Linked DNA regions of Homo sapiens: region 2 is linked to region 1. The links are chromatin loops, found by intact Hi-C in ENCODE. Cell type or tissue: heart left ventricle. All regions are shown on one strand. Each heading gives the region's core, and the rest is flanking DNA. Links, peaks and the distances in the headings are about the cores only. Region 1 holds the start of EFHD2-AS1 (EFHD2 antisense RNA 1). Region 2 holds the start of FHAD1-AS1 (FHAD1 antisense RNA 1).

The links. Hi-C counts contacts between places; a loop is a spot of excess contacts. Peaks named below come from ENCODE experiments on the same cell type or tissue, not always from the same donor. Only the 100,000 strongest peaks of a DNase experiment are listed, where the experiment ranks them.
Region 2: a loop joins it to region 1, with 3 times the contacts of the local background. A loop is called at or near these places in 28 of 110 quality-filtered maps.

The regions. Positions count from the first base shown.
Region 1 is chr1:15,410,863-15,418,862 of GRCh38, reverse strand. The region is part of intron 1 of EFHD2 (EF-hand domain family member D2); the gene reads right to left. It overlaps EFHD2-AS1 (EFHD2 antisense RNA 1), which reads left to right and starts at 6,495. Exons shown (of 4, transcript NR_183705.1): 1 at 6,495-6,957. RefSeq lists silencers at 549-668, 1,556-1,850, 7,064-7,113 and enhancers at 2,219-2,308, 2,057-2,556. In heart left ventricle, for the core only: a CTCF peak has its summit at 4,207; DNase peaks (open chromatin) are centred at 1,128, 2,462 and 7,032; H3K4me3 peaks cover 2,243 bases; H3K27ac peaks cover 4,114 bases.
Region 2 is chr1:15,335,265-15,351,479 of GRCh38, reverse strand. It overlaps FHAD1 (forkhead associated phosphopeptide binding domain 1), which reads right to left. Exons shown (of 34, transcript NM_001391957.1): 15 at 11,929-11,999; 16 at 9,592-9,744; 17 at 6,290-6,397; 18 at 5,957-6,064; 19 at 2,331-2,438. It overlaps FHAD1-AS1 (FHAD1 antisense RNA 1), which reads left to right and starts at 7,597. Exons shown (of 2, transcript NR_148919.1): 1 at 7,597-7,704. It overlaps LOC124903851 (a long non-coding RNA gene), which reads left to right and starts at 10,554. Exons shown (of 3, transcript XR_007065480.1): 1 at 10,554-11,100; 2 at 12,517-12,684; 3 at 13,027-16,215. RefSeq lists an enhancer at 5,488-5,687. In heart left ventricle, for the core only: no CTCF peak of the experiment used is centred there; DNase peaks (open chromatin) are centred at 5,369 and 7,489; H3K4me3 peaks cover 596 bases; H3K27ac peaks cover 767 bases.

The sequences.
Region 1 (8,000 bases), core at 1-8,000:
GGTGTCGCTGGGCTCTGAACCAGGCCTGATCAAACACATGCACTCTTAACGACTATGCTATGCCCTGATGCCTATCAGGACACAGCAGAGAACTTCGGGGTTGGGAGGGATATTAGAGGCCATCTTATTCAGTCGTTCCTGAAAATCAGATTCCTGATGCAGTTCGTTGTTTAGTGCCTTGAATACCTCTGAGGACAGGAAGCTCATTGCTTACTTAAGGGGGGGCCTATCTTGGCTTTGGAACTATTAGAAAGTTGCGGCCGGGTGCCGTGGCTCCCGCCTGTAATCCCAGCACTTTGGGAGGCCAAGGCGGGCGGATCACAAGGTCAGGAGATTGAGACCATCCTGGCTAACACGGTGAAACCCCGTCTCTACTAAAAATACAAAAAATTAGCCGGGCGTGATGGTGGGCGCCTGTAGTCCCAGCTACTCGGGAGGCTGAGGCAGGAGAATGGCGTGAACCCAGGAGGCGGAGCTTGCAGTGAGCCGAGATCGCGCCACTGCACTCCAGCCTGGGTGACAGAGCGAGACTCCATCTCAAAAAAAAAAAAAAAAAAAAAAAAGTTGCTCCTCGACCAGGTGCAGTGGCTCACGCCTGTAATCTCAGCACTTTGGGAGGCCGAGGCGGGCAGATCACTTGAGGCCAGGAGTTTGAGACCAGCTTGGCCAACATGGTGAAACCCTGTCTCTACTAAGAATACAAAAATTAACTGGGTGTGGTGGTGCATGCCTGTAATCCCAGCTACTAGGGAGGCTGAGGCAGAAGAATTGTTTGAACCCGGGAGGCGGAGGCTGCAGTGAGCCAAGATTGTGCCACTGCACTCCAGCCTGGGTGACAGAGCAAGACTCTGTCTCAAAAAAAAAAAAAAAAAAAAAAAAAAGAAAAAGAAAGAAAGTTGCTCCTCGTGCAGGTGCCCCCAAGCTGCACTGCACAGTCTGATGGCAGAAGGAAGCAGAGTCATTGCAAAAACTGCACACGGGAAGGTGGGAGCACAGGGACCCCAATTCTGTCTCTCCTGACTCCCATCCCAGGCTTTACTGATGGCCGCTCTGGGCGTGCAGGTCCCAGGAGAACAGACAATTGGACAGGGTGGGTGTTGGGTATGGGCTCAGGAGCCCTCAGGCCCCCCTGGCTTCCCCAGTTCCTGCATGTCCCCACCCCCAGACTGCCTGACTCATATAGGGAAAGCCCAGCGCTCACCACTTCCTCTAGTCCTATCTGGGAATCTCACACTTGATCTCTTGCCCTAGTTCAGCTAAGTGGGGTATGGGGTTGGGGGAGAAAGAGAGAGAGAGAGAGACGGAGAGATAGAGAGCACATAAGTGTGGCGCTTGGGGCTCCCCCACGGAGGATAAAGAGGGAGACCCCAAGCAATTTGCTGGGGGGCTGTCAGGGCTCAAAGGCATCCTAACCTGGAGTTCAACAACCTCACACCGCACCCACGGCACTCCCTGCCAGCCACCCCCTTTCGCTTCTTGCTCTTCATAGTCATTATTGTTATGATAGTGATTATAAAGAATATTTATTGAATGCCTAATATTAACATAACCCAGTGTTTATAACGTAACTTAATCTTTACTCCATACATCTTATCCTCTTACAGCTCAGACAAAGTCACCCACCTAAGGATAACCTTAGGTCAACCTCAGGAAGTGGTGGGGAGACGGCTGTGCGGGGGCCTGAGCCGAGGCTTAGCGCTTCTTAAACGTCAGTGTGCACACCTGGTGAAGCTGGTTACAGTGCGGATTATGGGCTGGGCGTGGTGGCTCATGCCTGTAATCCCTGCACTTTGGGAGGATGAGGTGGGAGGGTGGCTTGGGGCCAGGAGTTTGAGACCAGTCTGAGCAACATAATGAGACCCCATCTCTACAAAAATAAAAAAAAATTAGCTGGATGTGGTGGCATGTGCCTGTAGTCCCAGCTACTCAGGAGGCTGAGGTGGGAGGATCACTTAAGCCCAGGAAGTTGAGGCTGCAGTGAGCTATGATCGTACCACTGCACTTGGTCTGAGTGACAGAGCAAGACTCTGTCTCTTAAAAAAAAAAATTGCAGATTACAGTCTGGTAAATCTGGGGTGGAATCTGAGCATCTGCATTTCTAACATACTCCCGGGCGGTGAAGCTGCTGGTGTTTGGGCCACTGTAAGGGTTCAGAGGACTTGGAGCCGGGGAGGCCCAGGTTCAAATCCTATTCTGCCCCTCACTGGCTATGTGACTTTGGACAAGTCACATAACCCTTCTGAAAGTCCAGCCTCCTTAACTGTGAAATGGGCGAGGATAATGTTGCAGGATAAGAAAGGACTGAACGGGAGGCAAAGCATCTGGTTTGAAGTGTCTGTGGCTCAGGACTCCCTGGGCGGCCCGGCTCCCATCTGGCCACACCTTTCTGGCACTGACCCCTGCCTCTCTGTTGTCCTTGAAAAGCAGAAGTCAGCCAAGGAGAAGGTTGCCCGGCAGTCAGGGGAACTCAGCTGCTCCAGGGTGTGGGGACCTTCCCTGCTGAGGCTGCAAAGTGACTCTGCCTCTGCCGGCAGGGCTGGCCTTGAGGAAACGACCTCTGACATCCCCTGAGGCAGCAAGGCCTGCTGTCCTGGAGCCTAGACTCTCACAGTGGAAGCCAGTCCAAGCCACCAGGCCTTGGACCCAGGTAGCATGGAGGAGAGCGAGGAAGCCGGAGAAGGCAGGAAGGGTGGACCAAAGAGGAACCAAAAGTCCTGGGCCGGGGGTGTGGGGAAGGAGAGGTGACTCAGAGGCTGATGCATAGTGGAAGTGGGAGGAACGGAGTAAGGACCGAGGCCAGGAAATCCTTCCTCCCCAGGGGTGCAGGGCATTCTCCCCACCCACTGACCCTAAGCTGCAGGTGAAGGACCCCACCTCTCCACCTCTCTAAGGCTCTCGGAGGCTCCCCCAAGCCCCAGCCACAAACACGGCTTCACTTGGCCTCCAGGGGCTCCTTGCAGGAGGATCTGGTTCTAATCCTGTCACTGCCACTTAATATAATCTTAGACAAGTGACAATCGCCTTGAGCCTCAGTCTTCTCATCTGTCAAATGGGGATAAAAATGATAGTATCAGGCTGGGAGCGGTGGCTCTCGTCTGTAATCCCAGCACTTTGGGAGGCTGAGGCGGGCAGATCACTTGAGGTCAGAAGTTCGAGACCAGCCTGGCCAACATGGTGAAATCCCGTCTCTACTCAAAAATACAAAAATTAGCCAGGCATGGTGGTGTGTGCTTGTAGTCCCAGCTACTTGGGAGGCTGAAGCAGGAGAATCACTTGAACCCAGGAGACGAAGGCTGCAGTGAGCCAAGATCATGCCACTGTACTTCAGCCTTGGTGGCAGAGCGAGACTCCATCTCAAAAAAAAAAAAAAAAGGAAAACAAAGACAGTATCAATCTCATTGTGCTGGTGTGAGAATTCAATTCAGTTCTCTAAATAATATGCATAGGCTCCTCCAGGAATGGCTAGAACTAGTGGCTCTGTTTAACAAGGAGGGGGCACAGAGGCAGGGGGCTGGCTACAAAGAGAACATCAGCATGGTGTCATTCATGAGAGCTTTCGGTAATCATGGCAGAAATAAAGAAAAAAACCTTCCATTGCTAGCCTTGTGGGTGCAATCCTCTCTATCCCCAAACCTCTATACATGTTTGTTCTATATAAGGCTATAAGCCTCTTGAGGGCAGGAACTTGATTCATTTAATTCTCTGGATCTTGTAGCGCAAAAACTTAATATCTGTTGGAAGAATGATCACATACGAGAACCTTGTATTTTTCAAAAACATCATCTATCATGCAAACAGCCCAGACACCATGATGGGCTCGTCACAAAGACTCAGGGTGTTTTTATACCTAATCCTCAGAACTTTACCAGGTAGGTTCTTGAGCCCCAGGGGAAACTGAGGCTCAGAGATGCTGAGTCCCTTGCCTGGAGCAACCCAGCTGGGTGGTGGCAGACGGGAATCCCCATTGTGCACCCTCCAGAGCTGTTGTTTGCTCTCCCCTTTTTTGTGCCACCTGCCTTCCCTGAAACTAGGTGATAATGAATTCATTTCTCCCTTTTTGTTATTTATCAAAGCCATATGTAGCTGTCAATCAGAGTGGCTGTTCAGCAGGAGAGAAGGAGGGCTCTAACCCTGCGTCCTGTCACTAGGGCCCAAAGCAAAGGGTTGTCGACAACCTGGCAGACCTGGAAGCTCCGCTGGTGGTTAAGTGGAGGCAGCCAGTGGGCACTGTGGAGCTGCCTCTGAGCCAGCCGCAATGACCACTGCCAGGGCCCTATGAGGGGCCCAGGAGAGGGTGTATGCTGAGCTGGGGATGGCGGTGACAGTCATTTAGTAACGACTTGCTCTGTGCCAAGCACTGGGCTAAGCGCCATACAACAACCCTGTAACGTGGGTCCCCCTGTCCCCGCTGTTCCAGCGTGAGGAACAGAAGCTCAGAAGGGCTCCACAGCCCACAGCTGTATTCAAACCCAGGGCTGCAGACTCCAGAGGCCCTGCTGACTGCGTCCAGGAAGGGCTCCTGGGAGAGGTGTGTCCCCTGGAGGTGGAGGTGTGGAGAAGAGGGCGGGAGGCTTCCAGAGCTTGTGCAGGGAAGAGCTGGCCAGAAGGAAAGGAAAGCCTGCCTCTCTGACGTAAGGTGTCCTGAGATGAAGTGGCTGGGGATGACAGTGGGGACAGGGCCTGCAAGGCTGTGCTAGGCGGGAGACAGGGATCTAGGGCATCGTCCTCAGATTCCACGGCAGGTTCAGAATTACACGGCTGCCTACCTTTCCAGCAGGTCTCAACTTACAAAACCCTCCAGAGCCCCCGCTAGGCTGTTGTCAGCCCAGGGGTGGGCACTCCCGAGGCTCTCCAGGGCCATTCTCTTTGCCTCTCTGACAGGAGGGTTCCAGAGCCAGCCCTGGAGGAGCAAAGAGAGGGAGGGAGCAGCTGGGGGATCAGAGATGCTGGACGTAGCCTGAGGCCGCACGGAGACGGGGATGGAGAGTCCTGGCTGCGAGGGCCAGGGAGACGCAGAGCCTCCTTGTGCCTGGCACTGGCCCAGAACTCTAAGTGTGTCATGTCCTCGGAGCCCCACCCTGAGACACCGGGACCACTCTCCTCATCATACAAGGTTTCAGCCTCACTGAGAACCTCTCCGTAACCCCGAGCAAGTCACCGCCACATCTTTCTGGGTCTTGGTTCCCTCTTCTGTCAAATGGGGAGAGGGGTTGGAGTCAACCCTTCAGGTCTCTCTCAGGAGGAACCTGAATGACTCTAGGTGTGAGACCAGTGATGGCTGACAGTCTGTCTATCTTCCCCCATCCCCTCTCTTCCCCCTCGATCTCCAGCCTCAGGAAGTACCTGCTGAATCAACACGGAGGGGTGGACCAGAAGGCCCTGGAAGGCAGTTCCAATATCCAGAAGGGCTCAGGACCCCTCAGACATACGCAGGTCAGGGCTGAAGGACCTTTGGGGGTCATGAGGGATAGCCTGCCCCTTTTACAGGTGGGTAGACTGAGGCCCAGGGAGGACAAGCAGACTAGGATGGAAGCCCAGGTTCCTCGCTCCTGGCCCCCAAGGAAAGGCTGGCTCCCATTCTCCTGCTGACCTCATGGTCTCCTGCCTCCTGCTCTAGTGACTGGCTTCCCAGGAGGGCAGGCTCCCCTCCTCTCTGCCCTCTGCTCTCCCCAGAGCCCTGGCTCTGATGCCCTGGCTTTGATCCTAGGACCCTGCTTGGACCCAGGAGGCTGCAGCCCCACTCGGACAGCGGAAGCAGAACGGGGGTTTGTCTTCCACGAGAGCCCGTCTGTTGGCGGCGGGGTTGGGCTCGGTTGGCACAGTGAAGCGTTGTTTCCTTGAATACACAATCTGCAGCTTTCCACCCTCACCCGGGCCCTGGCAGGCAGCACTTGCTTCCCTAGAGGTCCAGCTTCCTGGCCCCTGCCTGCCCCATCAGCCCTCCTAGAACCCTGGCAAGAAGTGCAGGTGCCAAGGGGTAGCTTGGAGGGGTCCAGCTCCCCTCAGTCGCCCTCAGAGTACCTCTCATCAAACTAGACCAGAAACAGCCTATGTAAAAAAAAGTGAGTTTGCTGCGCAAATGAAGCTTCCAGACTGTTCCCTCAGCTGCATGCCACTTCCAACCACACTGCAGCCTCCCAAGTCCCGCTCATTTGAAGTGTCTGGGTTCTCCCAGAACAGCTCCATCTTTGTTTTGGTGGCCAGTGGCAGGGAAGCTGTGGAAGCCCAGGAGAAGGCAGGCTCTGGGGGAAAGGAGAGACGGGGGCTGGGGTTGGGGACATGAATGGACAATCCGCCACGAACACGGAAGCGGGTGTTGGAGAAGGTTTTCCAACATGAAAGTAGATGTCTGTGATGGGAAACCCGGAAGGGGAAGAGCCCGGGATTTGGAGTCACAGACCTGGGTTTCAGTCCTGGCTCTATCATTTTCTAGCTGTGTGGTCTTGGCGAGTTATTTAACACCCTTTGTCTGCACAAAGGTGACGAAGAGCTCTGTGTCACAGGGCTGTTTGAGGGACCTGGTGAGCGCCTCAGCACTATCAGCACAGGGATCTCCGTGGTGTCTGAATCAGCTCTGCACTGCCCGATGGGGGCAGTGACAGACAGTGATCCATACCCACCCCTGCGTCTGCCCACCCAGGAGCATTCACGTTACTCTTCCAGGAATCCTGGAAATCCTGCTCTCCCAATCTCGCCAGTCTTCTGCTGGGAAGAAACTTTAGAAGAACTCCAACCAAACACCGTGGAGCCAAGGACGTGGGCGCCCTGGGACTTTCTTGAAGAGGTTCTGGGCCCTGGGACTTTCTCAAAGAGGTTCAGAGGGGCCGGGGGTCAAGGACTTGATTTTCCCCCAGAAGGACCTTGGGAAAGTATGGGACTCCTCAGCCACCCGCAACTGGGAACCAGAAATCCTTCCCCCTGCCTTGGGGCCAAATGCAGAAGCTGCTGCAAGCTGTGGTGAGTAGGGTCAGAGCCTTTCTCAAACAGTGCAGTTGCAAAACGCCCCTTCCTGGGCTTCCGGCTTGATGTTGGGGCACTGACAGCTGCATGTGGCTGAGGCTGACACCCCTGGTCTGCCCCCACCTCCTGCCCAGCCAAGCGGGAGCCGGCCTTGCCGCATCCCTCCCTCAGCCCTGGGCTGCCTGTGCCAGGTGGGGCTAGACCTCCTGGCTCACCCCCAAGACTCAGCCTCAGGCCAGTTCTATCCCCTTCCAGAACCACTCCAGACCAGCACCCAGATCGTGGAACGAGGCTGTTCCCTCTCCAGGAGCCAGGGGCAGGGGGACAGGGAACAGGAGGTGGGGAAAGCTACCAAAGGGAGGGGCACTGGCACCTTCCCCATCCCCTGGGCACACACATGGCTGGGAGAGAGTGGCTGTGCATCTTAGACCCAACAGAGTGGGACCCAGGGATGGGCCGGAGGGAGCTGGGCCCTCTCTCCCTAGCCCCTCCACAGAGACATTAAGATTGTTTTTGTGGGGGGACAGGGGGATGAGCCCACACGCCTGGGGGTGCCCATCCACCCTGGTGAGGGCACACAGTGTGGATCTGATGGAATAAAGGGTAGGGGTGGGGGTAACAGGGCAAGTCACATAGGAAGGGGCCCCTTTTGACCAGGGTGGGTGTGGGACATGGGGGGTCCCTGTGGGGAGGGAAGGGGATATACGGAGTGGGGAGGAGAGATGGGGGGCCTTGCGACAGAAGCAGGGGAGCGGTGACTGCAAGCTGCTGGGTGCACGGGGGTGGGGCGGGCAGGAGCGGGAGGGAGGCCTTCCAAACCCGGAGGGGACTCGGCCCACAGGGACGACTGGAGTGAGGTTTACACCAGAGGGGCAACAGGGGCCGAGGGGTCCCTTCCTAAGGAGACCACTTGTGAGTGAAGGATTTGGGTCCTGGCTAATGAGTGGGTGGGGATGGAAAGGGCAAGTCTTTGCCCCCAGTTTGCTGGTAGACGCTAAGTAACTGGAGAGGAAGTTGGGGGGATCCCTGCCCAGAACCCA
Region 2 (16,215 bases), core at 3,735-11,734, 71 kb after region 1:
GAAGGAGTGGTGCAGGCTTAGACACCAGTGCCCTTGCCTTAACTACTCGGCCTCTGGGCCCTGATTCAAACCCTGCCCACTTGGAGGCAGGAGACTTTTTAAAAAAATTTTTTTATTTTAATTTTAATTTTTTTTGAGATGGAGTCTCACTCTGACACCCAAGCTGGAGTACAGTGGCGTGCTCTCAGCTGTCTGCAACCTCCACCTCCCAGGTTCAAGAGATTCTCCTGCCTCAGCCTCCCGAGCAGCTGGGACTACAGGTGTGCACCACCAGGCCCAGCTAATTTTTGTATTTCTAGTAGAGATGGGGTTTCACCATGTTGGCCAGGCTGGTCTTGAACTCCCAACCTCAAGTGATCTGTCTGCCTTGGCCTCCCAAAGTGCTGAGATTACAGGCGTGAGCCATCGCACCCAGCAAGATGTGTTTATATGTTCATATCCAGGCTGGCACAGAGCCCAAGACACTGCCTGGCTGTAGCCTGAGCTTCAGGACCCCATCCCTGGCTCGTATGTATAAGGGAGGCTCTGGGGGCAGTGGTGACCATAGTTTGGATCCCACCCCTTAGCATGTCTGTGCTCCCTCTGCCTACCTGGACTCTGACCTCACTTCCCTCATGGGCTTGTTATTGTCCCACTGCCAAGGGCTTCACTTAAGGCTGTGCAGCCCCCACCCTGCTGTGCCCACTCAACTGCCCACCCCACCTGGACTCTGACCTCACCAGGGCAGGTGTATCCCAAGCCATGAATATACTGACTCCTCATGTTACACCTCTAGGGCGGTTCTGCCACCACACCCACATGGCAGATGAGGGCATGGAGAGGGCAAGGGGCATGCCCAGGGTCACACAGCCTGTTAGGGCAGAGCTGAGATTTGAGCCCAGAATGAACCCTTTAGCCCACCAAGCTCTGTGGTTCCTTCCCCACCTCTCCCACCTATTTCCTTCCACTGCGCCCTGGTGCCTCCCATCTTGGGCCAGCTTTGGTTTCATTCCTCACACAGTCTCCCCCGTCTACCTCCTGGCAAGCTCAGGTCCTGACCTTCACACCTGTGCCACTTTATCCAGTGGTCCTCTCTGGCCCCCAGGCTCCTTTTCCCTTCCAGTTCTCACTGGAATGTCACTTCCTGAGCGGTCCTGCCCTCGGGCACTCTCCAGCCTGCTTCTCAGCTTTGGTCTTGTGGCCCTGGAGCCGCCCCTGCTTCCGCAGGCTGTCTGTCTCCCCTGCGCTAGGATGGAAGCTCTGGCAGCCTGGCCCTGGTCTGTCTTGCTCACTGCGGTGTCTGTGGCACCCAGAACCGGGCCTGGCCCACGGTGGGTGGATGAATGAAACTGAAATCGGTGGGTGGATAAATGAATATTTATGGGCGGATGAATGAAACCGAATCGAACCGTTCACTGAGCCATCAGCTCTGTTTCTGGAAGTTCTGTGGGGGCTGGCACGTGTGTGTCTGTGCCACCTCTGTCCCCGAAGCCCAGCTCATGGAGATGCCATGTGGGTCCCTGAGTGACCTCCTCCTGGCCCCCCAGCTCTTACTTCCAGGGTGTGACCTGGGTGTCCAGGCTGACCTGAGGGCCTGCCTTTCATGCTGCTCGGGGCAGGTGTGTCTGGTGGGCCAGGTCCCTAGGTTGGTGGCATTGGGGTGGGTGGATGTGGATGTCTCCAGCTCTGACCCCTCCTTTCCTCCCTGGTGTCAGTCTGTCCTGGGGTGCCCATCTTCTCGTCCATTCCAGAAGGCACTGATCCCTGGGGCTTATCTGATGTGACAACCATACGTGCTTACTATGCACCTACCTGTGCCATCTCTCTTTGTGCTCTTTGTGCTTTTACTCCTCAGCCAGTCAAGGGAGGGCCTGCTCCGGAGTCCATGACACCAGGAGGCCGGGCCAGGAGCAGTGCTTTCTCCCTTGGCCATGCCAGGTGTGGCACACATGCCGCTCTACTGTGAGGATGATGCTCACTAAGCCCCTGACCCTGGCTGAAACTCAGGATTCTCTCCTGGGAGGATCCCTCTTTCCTAGGTAGCTGAACCAGAGAGCAGAAAAATCTTCCCGAGGGCCCTCTAGGATGCAGGGTGCAGTCCTATGTACTTGACACCTGAGAGCATCTAATCCGATGAGGCAGGGACTGTTAGCATTCCCATTTCACAGATGAGGAAACTGAGGGATGGGGAGGTGGCGATCTGCCGGAGGTCACACAGCCAGTAAACGGCAGATCTTGGCCACTTCAAAGGGAGGCATGGCTCTGATATCTGCCCGATTTCCCACTGTACTCTCCCAGGGATCTGGCTTTGTAGTTCCTTCCAGAGGATTCTTTCCTGCTGCTGCTCATACCTCCTTCTGTTGGGTTAAATGGTTCTCCAGATCCTGAACTTTTCTCTTTTCCGACTCCAAGGCTTCCTTTGCTTTTCTTTTTTCATGGGCTATGCTGCTCTCCAAAACCTGAAAATCAACGACCAGTGCTCTTGGTGGCCTGCACATTTAGGGGGGAAATTGCTAGTAATGATAATGATAATAATAATAATAATAGTAACAATAACAGCCAAAGTGTTGGGGCGGCTATTAAATACACCTGGGCCCCTGGCCAGCCCTTCAGTCTCACAGCAACTCTGTCAGAGAAGTGCTGAGAGTGGCCCATTTTACAGATGAGGAAACCGAGGAGCAGGAAGTCGGAGAGGGCCCAGAGCCACACCCTTTGTCAGTGGTGAGGCCAGGATCTGAAGCCTGCGCAGAGGAAAGCACTGAGCCTGAATAAAGAGCTCTCGACAGGGCACCCGGGAGCAGCGGGGGCAGCTTCCTATCACGAGGCCAGGCAGCCTCTCTGATCAAAAGAAGAGTCTCATTAATAATGGAATTTCCATTATTGAAATAAGTCTCTCCAACAGAATCCAGTTTCAAGAGAAGGGCAGTATGTTGGACTAATGAGCCACGATACACCAATTTCTAGAAGGGACAAGCAATGTTCTGGTAGGATGTAGGGAAGAAAGTGTGGCCAGTATTTAGTGGCCCTAATCAAGGAGTTTTGTCTGGGAAGTTACTTGCTGGTAAGCTATTCAACTAAACAGCTTAATGCAAATCACCAAAGGAAATACACTGCCAGCCTGTTTCCAGTCACCATGAGAAGGGCCACCTCTATTTTCTAACGGCTTGTCTTTCAAACACGAGGTTCACTGTCAGGCATTTAGAACTTGGAACATGGTTTCCATTATAACCACTGGTTAGGGCCCCAGATGAGCCTGTAAAAAGTGTTTAATCCAGAATATGGCTGAGATATTGTATACTTTGCAGTGAAAAGTAGTTGACAAAACTCTAACACTCTGCTGTCCCAACACCAGCCTTAAAGCAGAAGAAAAGTGACATCATAAGAATTTCACGTTTATTTGGATCCTTTGAAGTGGGTTTCAGGGTAGGACATTTTCCTGTGAATTGTAAAAGAGACTTTGAGGCACTTCCTAGGGACTTAGGGTTGGCTCTGCTGTGTCTGACTCTGCGTCTACACTCGCCAGGCCTTCCTCTGGGTGGCTTCTCTGCAGTCGGGACAGGTACTATTGGTAAGAGAGGCCTTGCCTGGCTCACACACAGGCCCTACATGCTCAGTTGCTGTGCTTCCAAGTTCACAACAGATAATGGGGATTAACTTTGAACATGACCTCAAGACCCAGATTATGACCTAGTGATTCTGTTGACCTTAAAAACCCTGATGATGTGGCGGAAGATCTAATGAAAAGAAAATCAGGCCGGGAGCGGTGGCTCACGCCTGTAATCCCAGCACTTTGGGAGGCCAAGGCAGGCAGATCACTTGAGGCCAGGAGTTCAAGAGCAGCCTGGCCAACGTGGTGAAACCCCGTCTGTACTAGAAATACAAAAAATTAGCCAGGCATGGTGGTGCACCTGTAGTCCCAGCTACTTGGGAGGCTGAGGCATGAGAATCGTTTGAACCCGGGAGGCAGAGGTTGCAGTGAACCAAGATCATGCCGCTGCACTCCAGCCTGGGAGACAGAAAAAAAGAAAATCAAATAGCCACTGGCAGTTGAATGGAGCCTGTGGCTGGGGCTGCTCTTTCAAATTCCCCCGATAGGAAGCCACAGAGAAGTTCTGTCAGAAGTAGGCTGACATTTTAACAGACGCGGGGTGACCCAACCACAGATCCTCTGCAATGAAGCTTGAATTTATCTCCTGAGCCCCGTGGCCTCAAAGTCTCTAAATTCAAGAATCTTCCCCAGGCTTTTGCTGTTGACATCTTGGGGCATTTGACTCAAGTAACTCTTTGGAGACCCTCCTCCTCATCCCCACCCCTGGAGAAATCACTTGGGGGCAAACCTCAGTGACGCTCTGTGAGAGGGCTGCAGGGCACACCTGTGCCAGAGACGCCAAGGGAGAACCGACATGTAAACGTCTCTCTGTCCTGGGTCAGATCAAATGGCACAGGCTTTGCCCAGAGGTCTTTTTGTTTCTCCTGCAGCAGTGGGTGGGCAAGGATTTTACTCAAGGAGTCAGTGTTGAAGAAAAACAAATGCCCAAACAGAAGAAGAGGCACAAGTGGCAGCAGAGACAGTAGTAACAGCTGCCGTTTACTCGGCAATCATTCCGCAGGCCAGGCCCTCCATTATACACTAGATCTGAGCCCACAGCCGCCCCTTCGAGAAGGGAGGCAGCGGTAGGTCTGCTGCAGCCAGGAAGTAGCCCAGCTCGGATTTGAACTTGTGTCTCATCTGGCTGCAAAGCCCGCACTCCTCTGTGCTGTGTCAGGATTGAGGAATTCATGAAAGCAGATGTGAAAAAGGATCAGGGATCTGAGGGTGACCACAAGCTAAACATGAATCCACAAATGTGACAGAGCTTTCCCAAAAGCTAGTTTGGATGCATTAACAGAAGTAGAATATCTTCAATGCGGGAGGGAGGAGTCCTCCCCTAGGCTACCGTGGCTGGAGAACAGTGGTTCTGGCCACCTCCCTTTAGGAAGAAAATGGGTGATGGGTGACAAACTCAATGCCTATGAAGCCCGGACAGATACCAAAAATGACGTGGGCTGTGTTTAATGCAACGGGGAGTGGTGAGGACTCTGGCAAACTGCTGCTACCCGGTAAGGCTTCTAGTCCATTTTTGCTAAGTAGAAACAAGGGCTAGATTTTCTGACTTTTCGGGAGAGGCTGGAAATCTGAACTTTTAAATAGATTTTATGAATTCAAAGTAAAATATTCCGGGGCCAAATATAACTTCCACAGGCCCTTTTTAGTCGCTGAGCTACCAGTCTGTGACTTCTGGAGAGCAGCACAGGCCACAGGAGGCAGCCAGGGCCAGGCTCTAGTCCTGTGAGGGACCTGAGGAACAAGGGCGCTTGGGCCCGGGGAGGAGCAGACACAGGGTGCGGGCGCCCCTGTTTTCACACATCTGAGTCATCATGTGGAAGAGGAAGTAGATGTATCTTGTGGGAGCGCAGGGGAGGGCGGAGGACTGATACTCCTCCGGGGCGTAAGAGTTTGACACAACTCAACCTAAAGGGAAAACTTTCTGTCGGCCTGAGGCATCCATGCTGGGACGGACTGTCCTGGGGTGGAGAACATTCCTTAGTGGTGGTGCTGAAGGCTGGAGGCTTTTAGGATGCTGGTGGAGGGTCCACGCAGCCCTGAGGTCCCATGACTCTGTCATTCTCCCGTTTCTGTGCTTTGGAACACAGAAGACGCCCATGTCACCATTCCTACTTGTCTCCCAAGCGCTCTCTCTCTCTGACTGTGTTTTACACTGTTTACAATTTTTTCCCAACTGGTTGTCAAGGCTACAACTCCAGGGTTCCCTCCTTGAGTCTCCCACGCTTCCCAAAGTAGCTGAGCCCACCCAAACGCAAACTCCACGAGGAAGGCTCCACCACGATCTCACCCCCATCATCGCCGCTCTGAACTTCCTTCCACATGGCCCTCAAGCCGACTGGGGCTCAGCCGACTCTATCTCCCCGAGCGTACCTCCTTCTGGCGGGCCAAGCGTTCCTCCAGCTCTTGGACTCTTGTCTGCTCTTCCTCTAATGCTTCCTTCACTCTGTTCTTCTCCTGGGTAATGCTTTTCGCCAAAGCCTGAGTCAACGATCATTGTTCAATAGACATGGTTACCATGGGAGGAAACTGGACTCTGCCAGGCACCGCACAGGTTTCCTCTTCCCTCCAGACTACACCTCCCTAGGGGACTGTGGACAGCACAGCCCTGGAGCTCAGAGCCGGCGGGCCCAGACCAGAGCCCCAGATCCACCCTTCCTAGCTGCAGTGGGGCTCGAGCTGACTCTGTCTCCCTGAGCCACATACCTTCTTCTGCTGGGCCAGGAGGCTCTCCAGTTCTTGCATTCTCTTCCGTTCTTCCTCTAAAGTCTCTTTCGCTCTGTTTCTCTCTTGAGTAATGTACTCCTCCAAAGCCTGGAAACCAATGACCATTGTTTAACAGACATGGTTACCATGGCAGGAATTTGGACGCTGCCAGGCACTGCATGTGCTACCTCTTCACTCCTCACCGCACTCCCCTGGGGAGGCTGTGGGCAGCAGAGCCTAGGAGCTCAGAGCATGTGCTCTGGAGTCAGGAGACCCAGGGTAGAGCCCCAGGTTGATCCTTTCCAGCTGTAAGGCACTGGGGAAGTGAAGCTACCAGAGCCTCAGTTTCCCTGCCTGTACAACGGAGACAGTAATAGTCTTCCTGTGTTGGGTTGATGTGAGGGGTGGATGCGACGATGAACACGAAATGCTTGGCACAGTGATAACCATGCTTCCCACCTTGCAGAGGAGGAAACAGGCTTACATTCAAGAATCCACCCAGTTTACTAGTAAATCACAAGAGGAGGGATTCTAACTCTGACCCATTTGATTCTGAAGCCTGTGTTCTAAACCAGAGGTTAGCAAACTATGGCTTACAGACCAAATCTGGTCTGTTTTTGTAAATAAAGTTTTATTGGAACACTGTGCTTGCTGTGTATTGTCTATGGCTGCTTTTGCAGAAGAGCAGAGAGCATATGACCTGCAAAACTGAAAATATTTACTATCTGGCTCTTTATGGGACAATTTGGCCAATCCCTGATCTAACCCATTGGTGTGTGCACAAACCAAGGGATTGTTGTCAACAACTGGCAATAAGAAAAGAATGTTAGATTGATAAAGGAACATAGAATTTTTTTTCCCTTTGAAACAAAGTCCTCAAACAAGTCAAGATTCATGAGATTAATGACCCTGGACACATGTATTTTCGGAAAGGGCAGGTGATGGGAGTCAGAAGGTCTAAGGAAGGCTCATTTAGTCAGGACACTTGGCACTGAAGTCCAAGAGGTAACTTTCCAAGGAGTCCCCAGGGTCAAGTCCATCAATCCGAGTATCAGAGGAAGGGCGACCTTCGAGTGTCACAGTCTGTCTGGCAGGGACCTGATGTTGCTTCCTCCCTCTGCAAGGAGGGTAGGGTGCACCGAGGTTTTCAGGTTTAAAAGAGGGGCTGACGCCAGCTCTTAAAACACTCTGCCAGGCCAGTGTCGCCAGGGTTGTCTAGGAAGACTAGGCAGGCGCCCAACGCAGTGTTTAACATGGTGGGGCTGAAATACCAAACCCTGACAAGGGAAAAAGTCCATCCAAAATTAAAAAGAGAAAATAAGGCATTTGGGATGCCGATGTTAAAAGGAGAAGGTAATCAGAGAAGAAAAAAGGAAGTCGGTGGAGAGTTCTGCGAAGATTTTGAAGATTTCTAGGTACTTTCTGGTTTTATTTTCTTCTCTATGGAACGGTGCTGGCTTTTTCCGTATCTAAATGCCCTTCAAAATGTGCCCATCTTGATTTATAGCTATCATTAATATTACCTTTATGCGGATTGCACATGATTTGGTCAGATGGCTCTTCTTTTTTAATCTTTTATTTCGCAAATGCAGAAAAGCAGAGAAAGAGGCAAAGAGAAGAAGGAGGAGGAGACTGATGTTTTGGGGTAACTGGACACACATGTGAGGATGGAGATGAAAGAGGGAGAGGTCTGGAGGGCAGGTGTGTGTGGTAGAGAAGGAGCTGGGGAAAGATGGAGAAGGGGGCAGGTCCAGTACTCTTCCGGGGAAGAGAGGAGATATCTGGGAAGAGTTGGGGTCCGGTGGATCTGGGGGGCTGCTGTCTTGAGGGGGCTGTGAGGAGGGGCAGCATGCACACGCTGCTCCACACCCACCCACAACAGTGGCTCGCAACCGTGGCTGCACTTTGCGACCACCCGGGAGTGCTTAGAAATCCCACAGCAGGGGCCACACCCTCACCCCACTAAGATCAGAATGTGGAGAGTCGGCGGGGAGAGGTGCAAGGCATTAGTAATTTTTAATCTCCTAAATGACAAAAGTCATAAAGACAGTGAAATTCATGGGAGGGGTCCCTGAATATCAAAAAGGGCCAACCCTCAGGTATGGTGGCTCATACCTGTAATCCCAGAACTTTTGGAGGCTGAGGTGGGAGGATCACTTGATGCCAGGAGTCTGAGACCAGCCTGGGCAACATAGAGAGAGACCTCATTTCTACAAAAAATAAAAATATTAGCTGGGTGTGGTGGTGTGTGCCTGTGGTCCCAGCTACTTGAGAGACTGAGGTGGGAGGGTCACTTGAGCCCAGGAGTTCAAGACCAGCCTGGGCAACATTGCAAGATCCCATCTCTACAAAAAAAAATAATAATTAGCTGGGTGTAGTGCCATATGCCTGTGGTCCCAGCTACTTGGGAGGCTGAGGTGGGAGGACCACTGCAGCCTGGGAGTTCGAGGCTGTGGTGAGCTATGGTCACACTATTGCACTCCAGCCTGGGCAACAGAGCAAGACCCCATCTTAAGAAAAAAAAGGGCCAACTCTAGGACAGTGATGAGAATCAGCTCATTAAATAATACAGTTTCCTGGCCCTCTCCAGATGTTCTGATTTAATGGGTCTGGAGGGTGGAGACCAAGATCTGCATTTTTAGCAAAGCATCTGGATGGTTCTTATCAGGAAACTTTGGGAAAACCTTCCTCTAAGCCTTCGCCCTAAGAAAATGTGGATCTGCAGACTGGTAGCGTCAGTACCATCTGGGAGCTTGTTGAAAATGTAGCGTCTCAGGCCTGCTGAGACAGAATCTGCATCTTAACCAGATCCCCAGACAATTCATGGGCACGTTCGAGTTTTAGAGATGCTGCTATCTTCTAACTGGCTTGATTTCTAGAAAAGTCAGTAGCAATTTTGACCATTTGTTTCCCCCGATATGTATAAAGAGAAAGCAAAAGACTGAAATTTGTCATCTGAAGTTGATCTTGCGCACATTTAGAAACAGTCTGTCAGCTACAAACCAGGACCTGCAGCGATGACTCAGATCTCATAAAGCCGACTGCAATACATACACAAACAAGGCACCGTTTCCTGAAATTTCAATCATGCTGCCTTTTCAAGTTGATTTTGCTGTGAGTTTTAGAATTCAAACTTCATGTTAAATCCTCCCCAATTATTCACCCTGTTTAATTAATTTAGTTTCATGGCACCAAACAGAGTAGCTGAGATTTCTCTGTCTAAGTACATGCCCTCAATTTCCCATAGAAAAGGCCATTTCATCAGTTTCCAGTAGTAAAGCAAATGGCAGGGACCACCTTACCGCCTTCTCTTCCGTCAGTTGCCTGATTTTGGCTTTGAGCTTCTCCTCTTGCTCTAGCCTCTCCTCGTTCAGCTTCTCCTTCTCTGCCAGATGCTCCCGCAGCTTTTCCTGCAGTAAAGACTGCTGAGTTTCCTGAGAACTGTTGAACTTGATCTGAAATGTGAGAAAAGTAAACCGATGCTGATGGGGGACAGGCCTAACTAAAGAGTCTTTCCCCATTTGTTTACCAATTGTTTACCTTTCTGGGTACAAAGGTTTACCCAAAAGTTTCTTAAAATCACAGAACACTACAGCATGCTGTGGTTAAGAATTCAGACTCTGGATCTAGAAAGAATCCCAGCTCTAGTTGTTTCTAGATGCTTCCTCATTTAGAAAATGAAGTTAATAACAGTATTGATCTTTTAGAGTTGTGAGGATTAAGTGAGATAATGATGGAAAGCTTTTAGCACAGTGCTGAGCACATAGTAGGTGTTCAGTAAGTGGTAGGTGGGTGTGAGGAAAAAAAGCAGTCATGTAGGAGCCAGGACGCTTGAACATTTGTCTTGATTCTTCACCCATTAGCTGTGTGACACTGAAATTGTCCTTATCTGAAAAATAAGGAGAAGGGACTAGACCAGGGGTTGACAAACTACAGCCCACAGGCCAAATCGGGCCCACTGCATACTTTTGTAAATAAGGTGGTGTTTTTGTTTTGTTTTGTTTTTTTTGAGATGGTGTCTTGCTCTGTCGCCCAGGCTGCAGTGCAGGGGCACAATCTTGGTTCCCCGCAACCTCTGCCTCCCGGGTTCAAGTGATTCTCCTGCCTCAGCCTCCTGAGTGGCTGAGATTACAGGTGCCCACCACCACACCTGGCTAATTTTGGTATTTTTAGTAGAGATGGGGTTTTACCATGTTGGCCAGGCTGGTCTCGAACTCCTGACCTCAGGTGATCCACCCGCCTCAGCCTCCCAAAGCGCTGGGATTACAGGCATGAGCCACCGTGCCCGCCGTAAATAAAGTTTTATTGGAACAGTGCCATGCTTATCATGTCCATTGCTTACATATTGTCTATGGCTACTTTCATTTTACCATAGCAGAGTGGAAGAGGTATGAATATGGTCTGCAAAGCATAAAATATTTACCATCTGGCCCTTTACAGAGAAAGTTGCCAATCCCTGGACTCAAGCCTCTGTGGCTGATTGGCATGGTGGTCCCTTCTTTACCCCACTCTATCCATGTCTAGGGCTATGTAACTTGCAGTGCCCGCCCATATTTTGCCTCCAGACACTGAACTCAGCCATGTGACTTGTTCTGGCCAATGGGATCTTAGCAGACATAACACAAGCAGAAGGTTGAAAAACACTATGTGATTGGGCCACTTTCTTTTATACCTCGTAGTCTCCATGAGAACAGCCTAGGCTTGCTTGCTGGGGGATGAGAGACACAGGGAGCTGAGTCACTCCAGCTGAGGCCAGTCTAGATCAACCAAAGGCCAGCTAACACCCAGACAAGTGGGTGGGCCCATCCAAGGTCAGCAGAGCCGCCTTGCCACTGACCCCAGACACGTGAGGAGTAAATAGCAATTGCTGAATGCCGCTGAAGTTTTGTGGTTGTTTATTATATAATACTATTATGGCAATAGCTATCAGAATGATATAACCCGTAAAGCTCATTTGCCTCTAGAATATTTCTTTTCTTTTAGTAATTCTGCTGCCTGTGCTATAGATAGCTGTACTTTGTCCACTGGATTTAGTAAACACAGTTTTCAAAATCTGATGGCATTAAGGCTGGTGCAGTGGCTCACGCCTGTAATCCCAGCACTTTGGGAAGCTGAGGTGGGTGGATCACTTGAGGTCAGGAGTTCAAGACCAGCCTGGCCAACATAATGAAACCCTGTCTCTACTAAAAATACAAAAATTAGCAACACATGGTGGCAGGCGCCTGTAATCCCAGCTACTCAGAAAGCTGAAGCAGGAGAATCACTTGAACCCGGGAGGCAGAGGTTGCAATGAGCCGAGATTGCACCACTGTACTCCAGTCTGGGCAACAGAGCGAGACTCAAAAAAAAAAAATCTGATGGCATTAAGTCTTCTGGGCCTTTGACAGAGGAAAACAAACAGTGTGGTTGGCCCAGGAGGCCAGAGGGCAGCACCCTGTCATTGTCCTTACCCTCCTGGGAGATCTTAGCCAACCTTTTCTGTACCTCTTTGTGTGCAAATGAAGAAATCATTTCACCTATTGGAGGGTGTGGACTGGACTAGCTGATAAAGAAAAAACAGGTTTCAAATGCACAGTGCTATATAAATGCCAACCAGGGGCCGAAATGAACTTTGGAAAAAAAGAAATTAAAAGAATTACCTGAAGTTCCTGGGCCTGGCTCATAAGTTTTTTATAATGTTCCAGAAGATATATCAGATACAAAGAGAACCCTTAAAAAAAGAGAAGCAGGAAGAATGTAAGTATCAATTCAACTCCAAAGCTTGCAGACAGGTGGATGAAAGCAACGTTGCCATCCCATCAAAACAACGTGAGCTGCCATCCAACCTGTGGTTTTAAAGTAGTTGATAAGCAGCCGGGCACGGTGGCTTAGGCTGGGCATGGAGGTTCACACCTGTAACCCCAGCACTTTGGGAGGCTGAGATGGGCAGATCACCTGAGGTCAGGAGCTCGAGACTAGCCTGGCTGGCCAGCGTGATAAAACCCCATCTCCACTAAAAATACAAAAACTAGCTGGGTGTGGTGGCGCATGTTTGTAATTCCAGCTACTTGGGAGGCTGAGGCATGAGAATCGCTTGAAACTGGAAGGCAGAGGTTGCAGTGAGCCCAGATTGTGCCACTGCATTCCCGCTCAGGTGACAGAGCGAGACTCAGTCTCAAAAAAATAAAAATAAAAATAAAGTAGTTGATAAGCCTTGGTTGAGCTCACATCCAACTTTCTTTTTGGAGGTGGAAAACAACCCATCAACAGAACACCTATTTACTGTCTACTGTGTGTGAAGCATGGTGCTGAGTGTGGGGGATGGTCTAAAGCCAAGACCTCCAGGGGCTTACAGTTCAGTCCGAAAGACAAGGTGTAAATGCCTGCTGGAAACATGCAGTGACCCCAGGTGGCATGTGAGTGACTGCTGAAGGAGAGGGGAGGGTGAGGGTGTCAGAGGAGGGGGAGATCATTCACCTGGAGTGAGCGAGTAAGACCACTTGGTTGAAGAACTACTGGGTGTGGATGCTGTTGGGTGGGCAGAATTCAGAGAGCCGGGGGAGGGCGCTTCAGAACAGGGGTGCGCGGGGCTGAATGATGACCCCCTACGATTCCAGGTCCGAATCCCTGGAACCTGTGGGTGTGACCGTACAGGGCAAAAAGAGCTTGGCAAATACGATTAAGTTAAGGATTTCGAGATGGGGTGTTATCCTGGATTATCTGGGTGGACCCAATGTCATCACATGGCTTCTTATAAGGAGACAGACGGAGGCTTGACCACAGACAGAGGGGAAGGTGATGTGATGGAAGCAGAGACTGGAAGATGCCACATCGCTGGCTTTGAAGATGGAGGAAGGGGCCATGAGCCAAGGAATGCAAGGAATGAAGCTCTAGAGGCTGAAGAAGGCCAGGAAACGGATACTGCTCTAGAGCCTCCGGAAGGAACTTTAGCCCAGTGAAACTGAATTAATCCTGAATGCTAAGAGAATAATGTGTTGTTTTAAGCCAGTCTCTTGTGGTCATTTGTTACAATAGTCACAGGAAGCCACAGTTTCACACCGGGATGTGGGGGTGGTGGGGGTGGGATTTGGAAAAGGCAGTGCTCCTCCCGGGAAGTGCTGAGCTTACTTGGGCTGGAGTAGATGATGGGAGAGGGAGGAGCAGACAGTGGAGGAGGCATGGAAGGGTGAGGTCAAGCCGTGACACTCCTGAAACCGTCGGCTTGAGAGAGGAAACTTGATTTAAACATGACTGAAATGTGCCCAGTGGGTCCCCAATTTATAGATGAGGCAGTGGCGTTCTGAGACGCAGGCCTGCCCAACGCCACACAGCAGGCCAGTGGTTGAGCCAAGACTAATTGGTGTGACTCGAGGTCTGAGTCACTCCTATTCCAGCGGCTGACAGAACAGTGAAGTGGCCTGATGAAGAGCGTTGTTTTTTTTTTTAAAGAAAAATAGCTGGGCTGCATTCGAGAGGCTGGAGCTGGCAGGGTTTCTTTGCTGGAGCACTGCTGCTATGTCGGGCCGTATTGCTGGTATTGCACTGCTGATATTGTCAAGTCTTTGCTGTTGGGGCTGTCTTAGGCATTGTGGGATGGTTAGTAGCATTCCTGGTCTCTACCCACTGGATGCCAGGGGCACCCCTACTCACCCCACCCCAGTTTTGACAACCAAAAATGTCGCCAGACGATCCTGGATGTTGCCTGTGATAAGCTCCCCTCCTCTGAGTGAGAGGCAGGGAGCTCCGCTAAGGGCCCGAGAGACGCCCAGGTATTCAGTGCTGATCCTCTAACTGAGGGTGGGAGAAGTGAGGATGAGAGGGAAGAAAGGGAAAGCCTTTTAAAGGGGTAGAATGGTGGCCTCGTCATCAGACGGGAGAGAGACAGGTTGGGGTTGCGGTGGGGTGTGGCAGGGAGAGAGAAGGAGCCCCCAGGCTGTTTCAGACATGCTGAATTTGAGGCACTGGCAGGACTCTGGGGAGGGAGGGTCAGCAGAGAGCCGGACATGCCAATCGGTAATGCCGGCCCAGCCCAGCCCATCCAGGGTCCTTGTGTGAATGAAGAAAGAGGCCCCCTTCCTCCTGGTGGCCATGGCCCCTGGCCAGGGACCCCACCTACTGCCTTGGCTGGACTCCCTGCACCACTTTCCTGGCAGCCCCTCCTGCAGAGGCGTCCGTGTGGAAAACACATAGGAGTGGCTGGGGAAGCCCGGAAGTGCAGAGTTTCTTCATGAGAAAGGAGATGGGGTGGACCAAGGGCTGACTGCACAGGAGAAAACACCCTCGTTAGGGATAGGAGTTGGTGAAGGGGGCTGCTGGGAATGAATGGAAAAGATCAGGAGGGAAGCAGAGCGCCTAAAGGGTTTCAAAAAAGAGAATGAAGAGCGTTGGGCAGGTCAGAGACACAGTCCCCGAGAGGGTGGTGGCCTAGTCAGTGCTGCAGGGGGCCCGTGTCAGTTACTTGGCAGAAAGGCCAAGAAGCTGGCAATGAAGACCGAGGGTGCAACACGCTTCTTAAAGATCACAGGTGAAGACAGGAGTAAGAGCAATTGAAAAGGAGCGAAAGAAGCGATGGATTCCAGAGAAGAATGATTTTTTTCAGGATGGTACAGCCATCTTGAAGTGCCCCTTTGATGGCAAAGGGAAGGAACTAAGAGGAAAAGAAAGGCCGCTGACGCCAAAGAAAGAAGAATTTGTGCACAAGGTCCCTGGGAAGGAGAGGAAAGGGGAGACAGGGCAGGGTACGTGCTGCATGTAGGAGGAAGACCTAGTGGGGATAATGGAGGGAAGGAATAAAAGGTGGGCCAAGAGAGAAAAAGGAAGTGAGGAGAACATGTTCTTGTGTGGGGCAATGCACCATTCGGAGGATTTCCAGCACAGAAGCGTGAGAACAGCAATATTATAATAATAGCAGACCTGGTGCGTGCCAGTGCTATGCCAAGAGTTTGATACGTTTTTCTAATCATTATAAACAACCTGGTAAGGAAGTATGTTCATATTTATAGGTGAAACGACAGAAGCTCCCCAAGGTTAAGCTACAGAGCTGGTAAGTGTTAGAATCAGAATTCAGACCTAGATCTGTCAATCTCTTTTCAAAGGGTTTGGAGGCTTGAGAGTACAGGGTTGGGTTGGTGCGTTGGAGAGGTGCATTGCAAGGATACCAAGATGGCGGAGGAGGTGAGATGGCCGGGCTGACATTGGCTTGGCCCACTGGACCTGGTGAATACAGGGATTTGTGGAGGCTCTGTTGGGATGAGTCTGGGATTTTGCTCGGCTGCAACGTGTGACCCAGGAATCAAAGGGGAAGGATGAAATCATGGTTGGGATCTGAGGAGGACTAAGGGGAGAGGTAGCTGAGGATGCTGAAGGGGAGGCCAGTATTTGATCACATTTCTATTTCTAGATTAGATGACTAACTGTAATCATAATGGGGATTTTGCTCTTTGGGGGAAGGAACAAGTCTTTCTTATACTTCTGTTTACAAAAGTTATAAATGTTGGTTATAAAAACCCAAATGTTACAGAAATTCATAATGTGGGAAGTGTTTGCCACTGCGTCTTCATGTTCTGCACAGTGGCTGGCACACAGGGGCCCTCAATGAACAGTTGTTGAACAACTGAATGGAAGTCAAGGTCCAGTGCAATCCCACCCTGCTGGGATAATACTCCTAACAGTTTGATGTCTTTTTCTCAAGGTTGTTCTTTTGCTCAGATACTGACATTTAAAAAAAAAAAAAGCACACCAAGCATATTGTATTGCAACTTGCTTTCTTTTCAGTTAAAGACACAGTGTATCTTGGATAGTTGAGTGATTTGCCATGCATGCAAGAAGAGTCTTTTATTTGTAACAAAGTCTTGCAGAAATAGACACAAACGACGGAGCTTGCAGAGAAAAATGTAAAAAATCCTTTCCTTCCCTTATCAGAGGAACCCTGAGAAACCAGGCAGGAG